3 separate regions of the Homo sapiens genome follow, and regions 1 and 2 are each linked to region 3. A link is an interaction called in ENCODE POLR2A ChIA-PET data of the cell type or tissue named here. Cell type or tissue: HepG2. All regions are shown on one strand. Each heading gives the region's core, and the rest is flanking DNA. Links, peaks and the distances in the headings are about the cores only.

Region 1 (4,570 bases), core at 235-4,234, 370 kb after region 3:
AATGTTTGTAAAAGTGAAAGAATAATCCCATTGCTCGCAGCAGTGGGGAAAGAGCATATCTGTAGCTTTTCTTGCCATTAAGTATATCCAGAGAATGAATGCACCAGGTACAAGGCCCAGGAAAGAGGAGAGCTGCCTCTGCAGAAGCAAGGGCACTTGTCTGCAGTTCAGCTTACCTGATTTGCAGATCGCCAGTTTATCAGAATTGAACCAACCGGCTTCATCTTCTTCTGCTTTGTTGATACCCAAGCTGGCCTTAATTTTTTTTTTTTTTTTTTTTTTTCAGCTGAGAATGTCTAAAGCCTGAGGTATGCTTCTGGGTGTTCTTAAGACTTGAATGCCGTTGCTTAAAGAGTTAAAGATCCCTGAGGCTACAGTAAAAGGACGATAAGGTAAATCACTCACCCACTGGAGATGCTCCCCTTGTCCTTTACCAAAACAAGGTTTGAGGAAGATGGAAGGCATTCAACAGTTTAGAGAAACTCTACTGTGCAAAGCCAAACATCAGTATTAGGTTTTTAAGGTTAAAGAAAGTTCTCATTGTAATAATTTATCTTTGAGAACAAGAAGTTTATTTTTCATTTATCAAGAGCTTAACATTTCCCTCTTAGGAAAAATGCTTTGAGGGATACACTATACTCAGGAAAACACTCACCAACAACGTATTTTTGTTTATCAGTTTAAGCGGAAAAACTCCACTTAGAGATTAAAAAGAAAAAAAAAAAACAAACTTATTTCCAGTGTTAGGGGAATCCCATTGGAACTGGCTGTCCACAGAGGTGGAGAATTTGGCCTTGTTTACAGCTCTAGCAATTGCTTTAGTCCTCGGTTAGGGGAAAGTTGTCCCAGAGAGGTATTTTTAAATAAAGATAAAAAGACTCTCCACAATATTCATTCTGCTTCCAGGAGAAACTAAATTCTATCCTTCATTGGAAGCCACTTCAAGTTTAGTATTTGGAAACTCAGAGTAGCAACACTAGAGATGAGGCAATTCAATTGAGTCCTACCAAGGACAAGTTTACAGTTTTGTATCTGTTATATTTATCAGAAAAAGAAAGAGTAGGAGGAAGAAGGAGAAGAAATAAAAGAAGGAATAGCCTTTTAGTAAATGTGGGCAAAAAGGAAGATACACTTAAAACATCTGTATCCTAATGAAGTAAAAATTTAGCTCTTCAAGTTCTAAATGCCACTTTCCTACCAAAGTCTCAAATTATAAGCAGATTGACTCAAGGTTAGGATGATGGCGTTTTGGTAGAACTTCATCTCTAAAAAAAGATGGTTACTTTACTTAGAATTCTGTCTTAGAATTAAGCATGCTGAATCCTTTTTGATTTTATGGTGCTTACTCTAATTTTAAATGAAAAACTTTTTTCTAGTGAAGCTTACTGTGTATGATTGAAATGTTGGTGGAAGGCAAAAGTCCTCTGCAAAAACATTTGAAAATGAAACACTCTCAGTGCATAATCCCTTGCTCTGCAGTGCAAGGTTTTCAAATAAGTGAAAAGAAGAAAAATGCACATGAGACTCTGCCTACCAGAAAAGGCTATGTGCATAGGAATCTCCTTGCTGCAAAGTGCTGACATTTGACACCACTTTGAACCCTGAATGCAGCTGGCTGTCGGACTCTGAATTGTCTCCCACCTTGTTTGTGGCCTCTGACTTATCCCTCTGGCCAAGTGCCCCATGCCTTACCAACCTCTCCCACTGCAGAGAGGGCAAGCAGGGCAGAGGCTAAGCTGGCATCCTCTTCAGGGTTCGATCAGTGTTCAGTAACAGCTATCAGAAGGCTGCTTATCAATGACTTCCAAAGAGGTCACTTGTGGAGTCAGTGGAGATTTTGAAATGTGTTGGTGTATAACCAGCTTCTCTGAGTTTGTAAACAACTGTAATTAATCAAATCCCAGCCACAGTGCTTTGGAAGCATTCCTTTCGTGAGGGAACAGCACTAAAGATGTTGTTGTGGCTTCTGTGGTGCGGTAGCTATGGAAGCATCAGGGTGTGGTGAGAGATTAGGCTGCTGCAAGGCCATTGTATGTTGCCAGATAGAATTATCCTTTGATGTACACTGGGGTCTAAATTGTTTTCTTTCCTTTGATACATTTAAAATTAAGATTCCGTGTTAATCCCTAATTAATTCCAAGATCAAGCTTCTATTTTCGCTATTTGAATGAGTGATGTTGGAATGTTTTTAGGGAAGTGAAGCCATAATAAAATATTTTCCAATTACATTAAATACCTTTTGGGCATGGTTATTAGACATTGCTGTATTCAGTGTGGCTTTTACATCAGAAGGGCATGATTTGAAATCAGAAATCAAAAAATTTTAAGTCAGAAATGGAGCACTTATGACAATAGTGCTTTACATTCAAATGGTTTATACAAAAAAAAAAAAAAAAAGGAAAAGAGGGAGGCTAGAAACTGCTATGATAAGATGAAAGTTCACCTTAATAAGAAAATACAGAATCAGGAATTGTGAAATTTAAAAGGATTAAATATTAAGTATGAAAATTCAGTAGAGAACAGGTAAGATATAACCACCAGCTGAAAAAGGTGAAGATAGGAAGATAAAAGGAGGAAGCCTGGAGTTGAGCAGAGCTTTTTCTAAACTGCAATCTTCAAAGAAAATCGACCTGCACTCCACATGGGGCTTCTTCCAGGCCCTGACAGAAGGTCAAGGACAGCTGACCTGGGCTGGAGCCAGGCAAAACTGTGAGGTTAGCTGGGATTTCATGAGTCACCCTTTTAGACCTCCCAGCAATCTCATGCCATGAATTTGCATCTGAGCCCCAGAAGGAAGGAAAATTCCTTCTAGTTAGGAAATTAAAAAGCACAGTAGTGACCACCAAATGATGCCTGAGATTTCGCAAGCATTTGTCACAGATTTGTAGAATAGTCATGATTTAAAATATTCAGGCCGGGCACAGTGGCTCACATGTGTGATCCCAGCACTTTGGGAGGCCAAGGTGGATCACTTGAGGCCAGGAGTTCGAGGCTGCAGTGAGCCATGGTCGTGCCGCTGCACCTCAGTTTAAGTGACAGAGCAAGACTCTGTTTCAAAAATAAAATAAAATTCTCAGACCATTTATCTTCATAAATACAGGAACACTTGCTAGTTCATGAAGTTTGCAGGGGGAGGGGATCAGGCTGAGGAGTTGTCACCATTCCTATGGGAACTAATCTTCTAATTCAGCCCCTTACCTTGTCTCAAGAAAAGAATGAACTTGCATGTTTTGGTCATTATTTTCTGATTACTATCATTTGTCCTGGAAGTTGGGTGGAAGCAGGTGATGTCCTGCTTCTCTCTCCCACCCCTAATTAGGGGCCTGAGTCCCATGTGATAACATCTTGAAGGGTGCTTTGCCATTATCAGTGGGTGGGTCACTGGAGTGGGGCAGGGGCACCTTCTTCTACACTCAGCCAACAACCCCCGGGCTCATACGTCTGCATCAGTTCTGACTGGGCTTGTACCTGCTCTACTGGTTGCTAAATATTTTTAATATCACCTGGTACAAAGACTTCATTTTATGAAACTCCTGGTCACCTGCTGAAGACAGCTGTGGTTCAGGGAAACACATGCTGGGTTTGGCATTATCAAGACATTTGGGTTTGAGTGTCTGCTCTGCCAAGATCAAATGCAATACTATGTGTGAACACCTAGAACAAGGGAGTCAGCTGTTTGCTCATTTCAGGTACAATTATGCGGCTGACCCACCCTTAAATACAGCCCTTCTTAGGATGTAGACATGGGAAGCATGCTGGAGCCTCCCAGGGGAGGATGAACAGGCTGCAGCTAGACTTTTTTCTCTCTCTTTCTCTCTTTTTTTTTTATTTGAGATAAGGTCTCACTCTGTTGCCCAGGCTGCAGTGAAGTGGTGCCATCTTAGCTCACTGCAGCTTCGCACCCCTGAACTCAAGCAATCATTCCACGTCAGCCTCCTGAGTAGCTGGGACTACAGGCACATGCCACCATGCCCAGATAATTTTTTAAATTTTTTAGTAGAGATGAGGTCTCACCATGTTACCCAGACTGGTCTCGAACTCCTGGGCTCAAGCAGTCCTCCCATCTCAGCCTCCCAAAATGCTGGCATGAGCCACCATGCCTGGCCTTTCAGCTAGACTTTTATGTTGGAGTTACCAAAGCCACTGAAATCTCACCAGTCTCATTGATTCAATATTGCTACAATGTAGGTAGTAGACCTATTAGGCCTCAAAAAGTACCCACAAGTCTTTCAATCTAAAGTGTTCTGGATTGCCTTTTATCTGCCAAATGCAGATTCTCAGACTGTGCCCCACATGTGCTGGGTCAGAATCTCTAAAGGTGCGGGGCCAGGAATTTTCATTTTAAACACTTCACAGGAGATCTTCACAGACAATGAAAAGGTGAGAACCACAAGTTGAGGCACCAAACATGAAAACACTCAGTACTGGTAAGTGTTTTATGGAAGACAGAAGCCAATTTCTAGATACCAACACTGTGGTTACTGCTCAAAAGCTCTATCAATGAAGTTATTACATACTAAAATAATGTGGTGTGTGTGTGTGTGTGTTTGAAATATTGTGTGTGTCTGAG
Region 2 (4,570 bases), core at 235-4,234, 520 kb after region 3:
AATTGGGTAAAGGAGAAGTGTTTGATGAGTTAAGGATGACAATTAATGCTACCTGGATACTAGCCACTAGAAATATTAAACCACTAGCCCACAGTCTTCAAAAGACTTCCAACTTTTGACTGACCAACTCCCTAGATACTAGCTCTAGAACAGCTAACTTGCTATTGAAGGCCTCTAATGAGCAACTGATAATGTTCCCTGAGATAATTACATTCACAGCTAATTAGCCCTTCATTATCTTTTAAACAAATGAATTTCTTAGTTACCAGATTTCCTTGCAGAATTACTTTTTAATGCTCTAAAACGAAGTTCTGTTAATACTTTTAATAAACTGTGTATCAAAAATCATTCTACAAAATGTAGCCTCTTTAGACTTTTGCTCTGAATAAAAAATATACAAATAATAATAATTTAATCTGAATCAAGAAAAGCCAAAAACAAAAAAAACCCTCTGACCATGAACAGAACTACCAAGGAGGAGTATATACGGAACACACTGCCTATGTACATTAATGTTTCAGCTTCAGCTGACCCACATCTGTAAATCTAGACAGCTAGTTACCATGTGTCTTCCCAACTGAAAAAGGCAAAAGACAACTGGCTGCCACATGCTTTTTACAAATAAATTGTAAACAGGTTACTCAGTATAGGCCACATATATAGGATTTACACATGAGTGCCCCAGGAATAAATTTGGCTCAAAGCCTCCTTCAGCTAAAAAGCTTCAGGCATCACGATATTCCCATATGTCTACTGTATAATGAAATGTATAACAATTTTTACCCTGAAGGTTGTTTTGTACTAAGAATGAGATTGGGCAGTGGGTAACTCAGGCAACCATCCAAAGGAGTTCTTATCGCTTATCCATGTGTATGTATATTTAAAGATGTGTACCACATTCTTTGGAAACCATAAATAATGTACCAAAAAATTCTGGAAGTACATTGTATCACTCTCCATGCCATAGTATACATACACGCACACACACACATACACACATACACACACACACAGCCATAAAGGTCAAGAAATGCTCAAGGTTGGGACATTTGTTACAAACAACAGTGATAATTCTCTTTATAAAGACTTCTCTTACCTCCACACTGGCTGAGGCTTACTAAGATGGAGAGGAAAGGTACCTGATGCTTTGGGAAGAGAGCTCTGAGTGAGAAGCCAGAATAACAAAGAGAAGGTTTCGGAAAGAGGCTGCTTTCATCCTGTTATGTTTCAACATCAGAGGGGGATGGTAAAGAGAATTCTTGAGGTTTCTATCTTGTCTGTCTTAGCTCAATAGAGTACGAAAACTAAGAAGAATTTATGCAAAAGCTTCAACTATGAATAAATAGCACCCATCTGCTTGGAGTGGCTTGTGTCTTACCTTCCCAAGAACTTCAAATGGGGCAGCAGTTAGGAATTGAGAAGGATCTGGGGACACAGCTAACAGTGTTGCAATTCATGCATGCATCCATTCACCCAATGTTAACTGAAGTCCTATTAGATGTAGGGTCTTGTATTAAGAAGAGAGAAAGATGGTTTGGATGAGAATTTTGCCAACATGTGTAGAAGTAAAGATGGATAATTACTAATACAAAATAATAATGATAAATGCCCCAAGAAGGTACAAATAAAATACAGTAAGAGTTAAGTAGAGATGGCTTCCAGCTCAGGAATAGGAAAGGAGTTAATAGCTTTTCCCAACCCTCTAGAATCTAATTTCCCATTAAGACTTCATCTTTTCAAAATGCCCTCATGGTTCCTCCTTACCCTTATCTTCATGGATACAAGTGTTCCTCCTTACTGTTCCTCCTCATTGTTCCTCCTTACCCTTATCTTCAAGGATACAAGTGTTGGAGGAGGGTGTTTATACAGTATGTTTTATTTGATCTCATCCCCTAGGGACACCCTACCTTTTACTTAAAATCAGCTGTCTCTACCTCCTTCCAGCCAGACTGTTCTGTCTTCCAGTGACCCATGCTCACTTTGAACTATGATTTTCCCCTCCGGAGTAAACTTCAGAGTTCTATTCCTCACTCATCAGCTCTTGAGCACCACACCACCTGACTCATGTTACAGGAGTTGTGAAATCCCTCTCTCACTCACACAGGGCAATCCACATGTGATAAGCACCAGTGTCTTCACAAATAGGTAAACCTGTCTGGTCATTCGAGCTCCACTGAGCAGCAAATAAAACTAGCTTTTCATTCATCTACCAGGCACTGGTTGATTAGTAACCAGTGTCTACGATTGTGGGTGACAATGTTTTACTATTGCAATTTATTTTATCCTTTTTATGTTATTATGAGAGAGAGGAGAAAGAGAGAAAAAGATGTGAGAAAGAGTAAAGCACATGCTGGGTACTGAGAAAATGTTTGTGGAATAAATGAATTTTTCCATCTGTGCTTTAAAATATTTGTTGTTTTACCCACATGGAAGGAAATATTTCATATCAAGCATTACCAGTCTGGAAACTCGCCCTAAGTCTCTATATGGTGGGGAGAAGAAGGAAGATAAAAACTGAAATAAGATGGTTCGAAATAATAAATAGCATACCCTACGGGTAGATCTAGCCTGTACATGGCTCAAAGGTGATAAGGAGGATATTGTCTGGGAAGCAGAATGCAGCAGACAACAAAGCTCTCAGACAATAAGAAATATGATAAACCGTTACCCACTTCCATATGCTTTATGTTTTGGGACCATACAGAATCTTTATCATGAAGATACCAGAAGGTAGTATGGCAGATTGAGATTTGGTGCCTCTATTGACCACAGATTCTAAAATTCAAGCCCTAGTGTTATCTCCTCTCACACTACCTCTAGGCTTGGCTATGTGATGAGTTTTGTTCTCATAGAATGCACTTCTTTTTTTTTTTTTTTGAGATGGAGTGTAGCTCTGTCACCCAGGCTGGCATGCAGTGGCACGATCTCAGCTTACTGCAACCTCCATTTCCCTGGTTCAAGCAATTCTCCTGCCTCAGCCTCCCAAGTAGCTGGGATTACAGGTGCCCATCACCATGCCTGGTTAATCTTTTTCTATTTTTAGTAGAGACGGGGTTTCATTGTGTTGGCCAGGCTGGTCTCAAACTCCTAACATTGTGATCCACCTGCCTCGGCCTCCCAAAGTGCTGGGATTACAAGTGTAAGCCACCGTGCCTGGCCAGAATGCACCTTTTTATCCCCTAGCCACCATGCTGTAAGTAAACCCATGCAGCCATGTGGAAAGACCCATGTGGAGCAGACTTGAAACCTTGGCTTACAGCCCCAGTTAAGGTCCCAGCCAGAGGCCAGTATATAAACTGCCAGAGATGGAACTGAGGCCATTCTGAACCTTCCAGCTGTACCCAGTGTCCCTGCTGACACCTTGCAAAACAGAACTGCCAGTCAATAGATTCATGAGAGTATAAATCACTTCTGGTTTAAGTCACTAAATATTATAGTAGTTTGTCATGCAGCAATAGATAACCAAAATATGTAGAGAGTGAAAGCAATAATCTACATATTATTAAATGAGTTCAAAACCAGCCTTGGTACAGTTTTGACTCTCTTGAGTCTCCCCAAGTCCTGAGATCTTGGTCCAGCGTTTTTCAACCTGGCTGTCTGCCAGAATCACCTTCAGAGCTTTTTCGAAGTACATGTAACTGGGCCCACCTCAGAAATTCTGATTCCAAAATATCCAGTAGAGCCTGTCAACTTCTTTGTAAAACGTTCCACTGGTGTGTACCCAATGTCAGAACTCCCAGAAGAGTCTGTACTGACATGACCAGATGTTTTAAAATGGACAATATCACATATGACCTCACATCCACCCTTGACACAGAGAATGGTATCTTAACAACAATCTGTTGTAACCAGTTTCTTTTATGGAGCAATACTGCCCTTAGAGACTCTACAAGAAAAATAAAATGGTGTTGTGTTGGAATATGTTTTCCAAACCTTCGTTGGAAAAAAACAGTCAACTCTATATACTTTAACCACCAAAATGTTCTCAAGGTCAAGCTGAGCACATAAACCTCAAATAAGGAGTTGATGAGAGGGGTTACCTAACAGGAGCAGAGGAGAAAGGAAGCAGGGCAGCATGAGAGTGTCGCTGCAACAATTGCTCCTTCTGTCCACCCTGGCTTAGTTATGGTCAGAGGAAAGGGAGAGGTTGTGCAATTGTGTACATAATGCTGGGTGGGAGTGAGGTGGGTTCAAGGAAGCGGGAGGTCAGGGTGGCCCATTTTCCTCATCTGCTCAACATAAGCATGTGAGGAAATAATAATGTCTTTTAATAATATCAATGAAAGACAAACATCAGGGGAATGGGCATTGAGGTTATGAGGTCCAGCCAGTCTCTCGAACAAGGAGATTCTCCCTTCACTGCCAATCTTGCAGAACCTGTACATGTGTTTATGAAGAGGAGAGAAGGGTTTGGGTCTTTTTATGTGTCACGGCAGCAGTAGCATGAGCAAGAAATAACCAAGGGGAAGACAAAATTCAGGGGTCAAGACCTCCTCCCAATGTGAAGATCTTCCTCCAGTGATAATTTTAGGCAATCTGGATTGACTTTATTAAGGGAGATAAAGGATTT
Region 3 (4,570 bases), core at 245-4,244:
TATTGAAGAGGACATATGGAAGGAGGTTAATTTTGGAATAGCTGAGACTTTTAGTTCTAAAAGGATTTGAGGCTGGCTTGATTAAGCACAAACCCATAGCAAGAGATGTGCTGGAGGAACAGGAGTTTGTTGTCACTGGTCTGGCCCTTGTTTAGGATTTACAGCCCAAGGATCTGCCACCAGCCAAGTGTGGTGGCAAGTGGCACCCTCGTTCTCTGGCTTGTGGCTCTCACAGACGTCATGCTATTTCCTTGTAGGCCTCCTCATTGTGAGGCCCTTTCATGATTCCCTCCCATTAACTGGCTAGTGGACTATGACAGACATTCTGTTTTCTTTCTTTTCTATATTTTCCCCTTCATCTCTATCTCTGAGGGAGAATAGGAGGAAGCAAAGTCCCATTCCCTCCCCCAGGAGATCTTGAATGCACAGGAAGAGCATCCTTCTATCTTTGTTGAGGGTGGATGAGAGTATAAATGGCTTCCAACTGAGGATGGTAGGACTGGAAGCAATCTCAGAGTCCACTGGGAAATTGCCTTACTTTTCAGTTTTCATGGCACGTGTAGAAGGAGTTAGCACAGTAGGGTAAATGGAGATTTCTTACAACTGAGGTGCCCAGACCAGGTACTCCAGCTGCCCCAGACCCTGCTTGGCCACCCTGAGGTCTGAGGGGACCCAAGATTGACAGCTCTGTGATCTTCATGGCCAGCCTTAGGTATCACTATCCAGCTCAAGGTGAGGATTCAGACCTGATTCAGACCTGATTGTAAAGTACCTGACTTTTGTCCACAGTCCAGTGGTCAGTACCTGTCACATGGACACATCTGACTCTCAGAAAGGCTAAGAACCAGGTTTAGCTGTGTTGGGAAAAAAGGACACAGGTTTGATGAATAGCTTAGCCAGTCTCTGCCACAGACAGTATGGGACCAACGGTGCTCCAAAGATAGATGCCAAATTGGAACTAAGACACACACTGCTTAACCCATAGCACAGTGCTCTCCCCACCAGACCACACTTGGTCATATCTCTCATACGTCCCCTCCCTTTTAAAAACACAGCCCACAGGCCAGGCGCGGTGGCTCACCTGTAATCCCAGCACTTTGGGAGGCCGAGGTGGGTGGATCATGAGGTCAGGAGATCGAGACCATCTTGGCCAACATGGTGAAACCCCGTCTCTACTAAAAATTCAAAAAATTAGCCAGGCGTGGTAGCGGGCGCCTGTAGTCCCAGCTACTCAGGAGGCTGAGGCAGGAGACTGGCGTGAACCCGGGAGGCGGAGCTTGCAGTAAGCCGAGATCGCGCCACTGCACTTCAGCCTGGGCGACAGAGTGAGACTCCGTCTCAAAACAAAACAAAACAGAAAACAAAAACAAAGAAACACAGCCCACAAAAGGTGCCGAAAAGGGATCCAAGGAGAAAGTGGTTGAGCCATTTTTTTGAAGTGAGCCTTGTTGATCTACAGAACAATGAGGTTGCATTTAGAAAATTCAAGTTCATTACTGAAGGTATTTAGGGTGAAGATTGCCTGACCAACTTCTGTGGCAGGGATTTCACCCACGAAAAAATGTGCTCCATGGTTAAAAAGTGTCAGACCAGGTATGAAGTTTACGTTAATGTCAGAGCTACTGATGGTTATTTGCTTCATCTCTTTTGTGTTGGTTTTACTAAAAAAAAAAAAAAAAAAAAAAAGAAAAAGCAACAATCAGATTCTGATGACCTCCTACACCGAGCAACTATAGGCCTGCCAAGCCTGAAAGAAGATGATAGAAATCTCGACCTAGGAGGTACAGATGGATGTCTTGGAAGAAGTGGCCATTGAATTGATAGCAGAAAGCGCTGGAAAGACATAGGAGAGGGTTGCCAATCTAGTTATCCTCTCTATAATGTGTTCATTAGAAAAGTGAAGCTGAAGATGCCCAACTCTGAACTGGGAAAACCTAGGGAGCCTCATGATGAAGGTAGTGGTTCTAGAAAAGCTACTGGGGTGAGACAGATGCTAACGTTAAACAAGCTGATGGATAAAAGTCCGAGAATCTGTTTAAAAATTCAAACTTTTAATGGTGACAAATAAAACATATTATTTGTCGGGAATTTAAGAAACACATCTCATTAATTACACTTCTAGTCTACCGTAAGTCAATTCCACTCACAGGCAAGGCTTGGTGTAACTTAGGAATCCCACAATGAAGTTCAGCCCCGCCTCTCAGAATGACAGAGAATTTCCACTGTACTATGAACTCTTTGTAAAAAAAAATCAGCATCTGCATCTTCAGCTTTGCTTTTTTCTTACCTCTTTCGGTCCTTCCCCACTTGCTTGTTTCCTGAAGACCAGGGGGCAAGATGAAGGTTACTGCATGGTTCACTGCAAACACTGTCTCTCAGTTTTACCTCAACCTTTGATTCAGATGTTTTCACTTCCTCCTCTTCTTACGTATGGCCCTTTGGTCTCTGTCCCCTAGGCTGACTTTCATCATCCAATTAGAAATAACACCGTCTTCTTGCTACCATTTCTCTGGGAACCGTAGGGAGTAGACCCCCAGCCTCCTGCACTCCCCACAGGGGCCAGCCGAGCTTCAAAGGAGTGTGTTGGCAGCACCACCTCACGGCTGGGCTTCCTTTCTGTTTGAACAGCTTCCATTGCTCACTGTTGATCAGTAACTCAATGATTCATTAAACACACAAACAATGAGTGAATCTGTTCCATTAGCAAGGCCACCTGTTGATCTCAGACATTCTTAGCTGAACTCGGCAAATACGAACAACAGAATGCCTACATCAGTCGAGTGCTCTGTCTCTATTTGATGGCATGTTAGAGCAGGAAAAGCAGAGTCCAGGCTTTGCTGATGCTTTTATGCTTTTCCTTTCATCTGGTGGCAGGGCTGTAAGAGTAAAATGTGGAACACAACCCACCTCTCTATAAGCAGCTGGAAAACTTTAAGAGCTTGGTCGCTGTTCCTTCCTCAGTCTTGTAGAATTAGAGAAAAAGGAGAGTGGGAATATTCTGTACCCTTTTGCTTGCAGGTGCAAGGGCAATAGAATTAACCAAGCCCTAAACACACACACACACACACACACACACACACACACACACACACACACACACACACACCAAAAGAAGAAAAACTGTAAAAGACATCTTATTGATTGCAATGACACCTTCTCTGCCTTAGAAAAAATACAATCTCTTTTCTATGTAGCTTCTGGTTCATGTAGCTGTTCCAGGCCTTTAAGAACTGGTCTACTAGTGTTTACAAGCTTTTAAAAAATATTATACTTTATTTGGCTACTAAAAGTCATATAAAGCAGACTGGGTTAAGCTGTTGATACAGGCATCACGGTCAATAAAAGTTGAAATTTTATTTTTAAAAATAGCATTTTTCCTCTCTTATAATTCCTCTTGTTATTATGATAACGAGGAGAGCTTTTATAAAGTGGGTGGTATTTGTTTGAAACCTGAAAGGTGTACCATACCAGGAATAAAGAGACACTTGTTCTTTTCTCAGTTAAATACTAAATTGCCTCTTTAGGGTGAATTTAGTATTTAAATGCATAATTATTATGATTTGTACTGTGTTAAGTTTAAATTTCTCTGCAGTGACACTGATTAAACACAGCTCAGTGTTTCTGTTTGATAGATTTATTCTAGGATATCAGTAAAAACTTGGTTGGTTGGTTGGTTGGTTGGTTCTTGTAATCAAATGGAAGATGAAGAAGCAGAAGGAAACAACTCTTCAAATAAAATTCCAGTTCCTATGAATTTATTATGTAAAATATATAAAATCATGAGTTTTAAATTTCCCACTGGATTTCGGAAATGACTGTTGCTAGTGGCTGGTTTACTTTCATTTGTGTGGCACTGGAAATGACAGAGTGCCAGGTGAGGAATTCAGTTTGTGTCTCTTTTGTAAATATTCTTTTGCTTTGGGAGGACATGCTTTGAGCTACACACATTCAGAATGAATAAGGTGAACAGATTGAGGCAGGCAGACCCCACTACTTGGATTCTCTAGGCAGGTGTGAGCATATCTCGCTCATCCAATACATAAAAGACCACGTGCATTTTCAAAGGGATTTCTGCAATCCCTTTTGCAATCTTTTGACAACCACTACTATGATCTGATTGCCCAATGCAGGTGCTTGTGCAGCCGCCCCACTGTGCCATCAAAAGAATCCTCAGATTCTTCTGACTAAAAGGGACAGGCAGAAGAAGTAACTTTTTAAAAAGACTAAAAAGGAAATAGCCACATAAAATGAAAAATTAGATGGAAGGTGAATAGCTATCCCCTCCTGTGATTAGATTGTCACCATCCAATAGAACTTTCTGCAGTGATACAAATGTTCGATACCTGCACTAACCAGTGTGAGAGCCACTAGCCACATGTGACTACTGAGCATTTGAAATGTGGCTAGTGTGACTGGGAAATTAAAATTTAATTTTAATTAATTTAAATTTAAATATGCACATGTATTTAGTGGTTGTCATTGTAATATCCCCCAAGTGACTAGGTTGGTTTCCTACCTTCATTGTAAGCTCTCAGTAAGTATTTGCTGAATCAAAAAGATAAAGGTGATC

The links. ChIA-PET counts read pairs that join two places held together with the same protein. Peaks named below come from ENCODE experiments on the same cell type or tissue, not always from the same donor. Only the 100,000 strongest peaks of a DNase experiment are listed, where the experiment ranks them.
Region 1: POLR2A ChIA-PET joins it to region 3 with 7 read pairs; 1 of 35 experiments calls an interaction of 5 or more read pairs at or near these places.
Region 2: POLR2A ChIA-PET joins it to region 3 with 8 read pairs; 1 of 35 experiments calls an interaction of 5 or more read pairs at or near these places.

What each region holds. Positions count from the first base shown.
Region 1 is chr14:53,977,612-53,982,181 of GRCh38, forward strand. No RefSeq gene overlaps it. Among named protein-coding and RNA genes, the nearest start is that of BMP4, 23 kb to the left of the region's middle. In HepG2, for the core only: no CTCF peak of the experiment used is centred there; DNase peaks (open chromatin) are centred at 1,630, 1,970 and 2,710; H3K4me3 peaks cover 861 bases.
Region 2 is chr14:54,132,034-54,136,603 of GRCh38, forward strand. All of the region lies in intron 4 of LOC105370507 (a long non-coding RNA gene), which reads right to left. Among named protein-coding and RNA genes, the nearest start is that of BMP4, 180 kb to the left of the region's middle. RefSeq lists a silencer at 1,918-2,212. In HepG2, for the core only: no CTCF peak of the experiment used is centred there; DNase peaks (open chromatin) are centred at 2,098 and 3,958; H3K4me3 peaks cover 1,139 bases.
Region 3 is chr14:53,611,366-53,615,935 of GRCh38, forward strand. The region is part of intron 2 of LOC105370504 (a long non-coding RNA gene); the gene reads left to right. It overlaps LOC124903316 (a long non-coding RNA gene), which reads right to left and starts at 1,017. Exons shown (of 2, transcript XR_007064176.1): 1 at 1-1,017. It also overlaps the pseudogene RPS3AP46. RefSeq lists a silencer at 1,037-1,086 and enhancers at 1,407-1,516, 2,472-2,571, 2,592-2,691. In HepG2, for the core only: a CTCF peak has its summit at 2,592; DNase peaks (open chromatin) are centred at 2,646 and 4,086; H3K4me3 peaks cover 2,623 bases.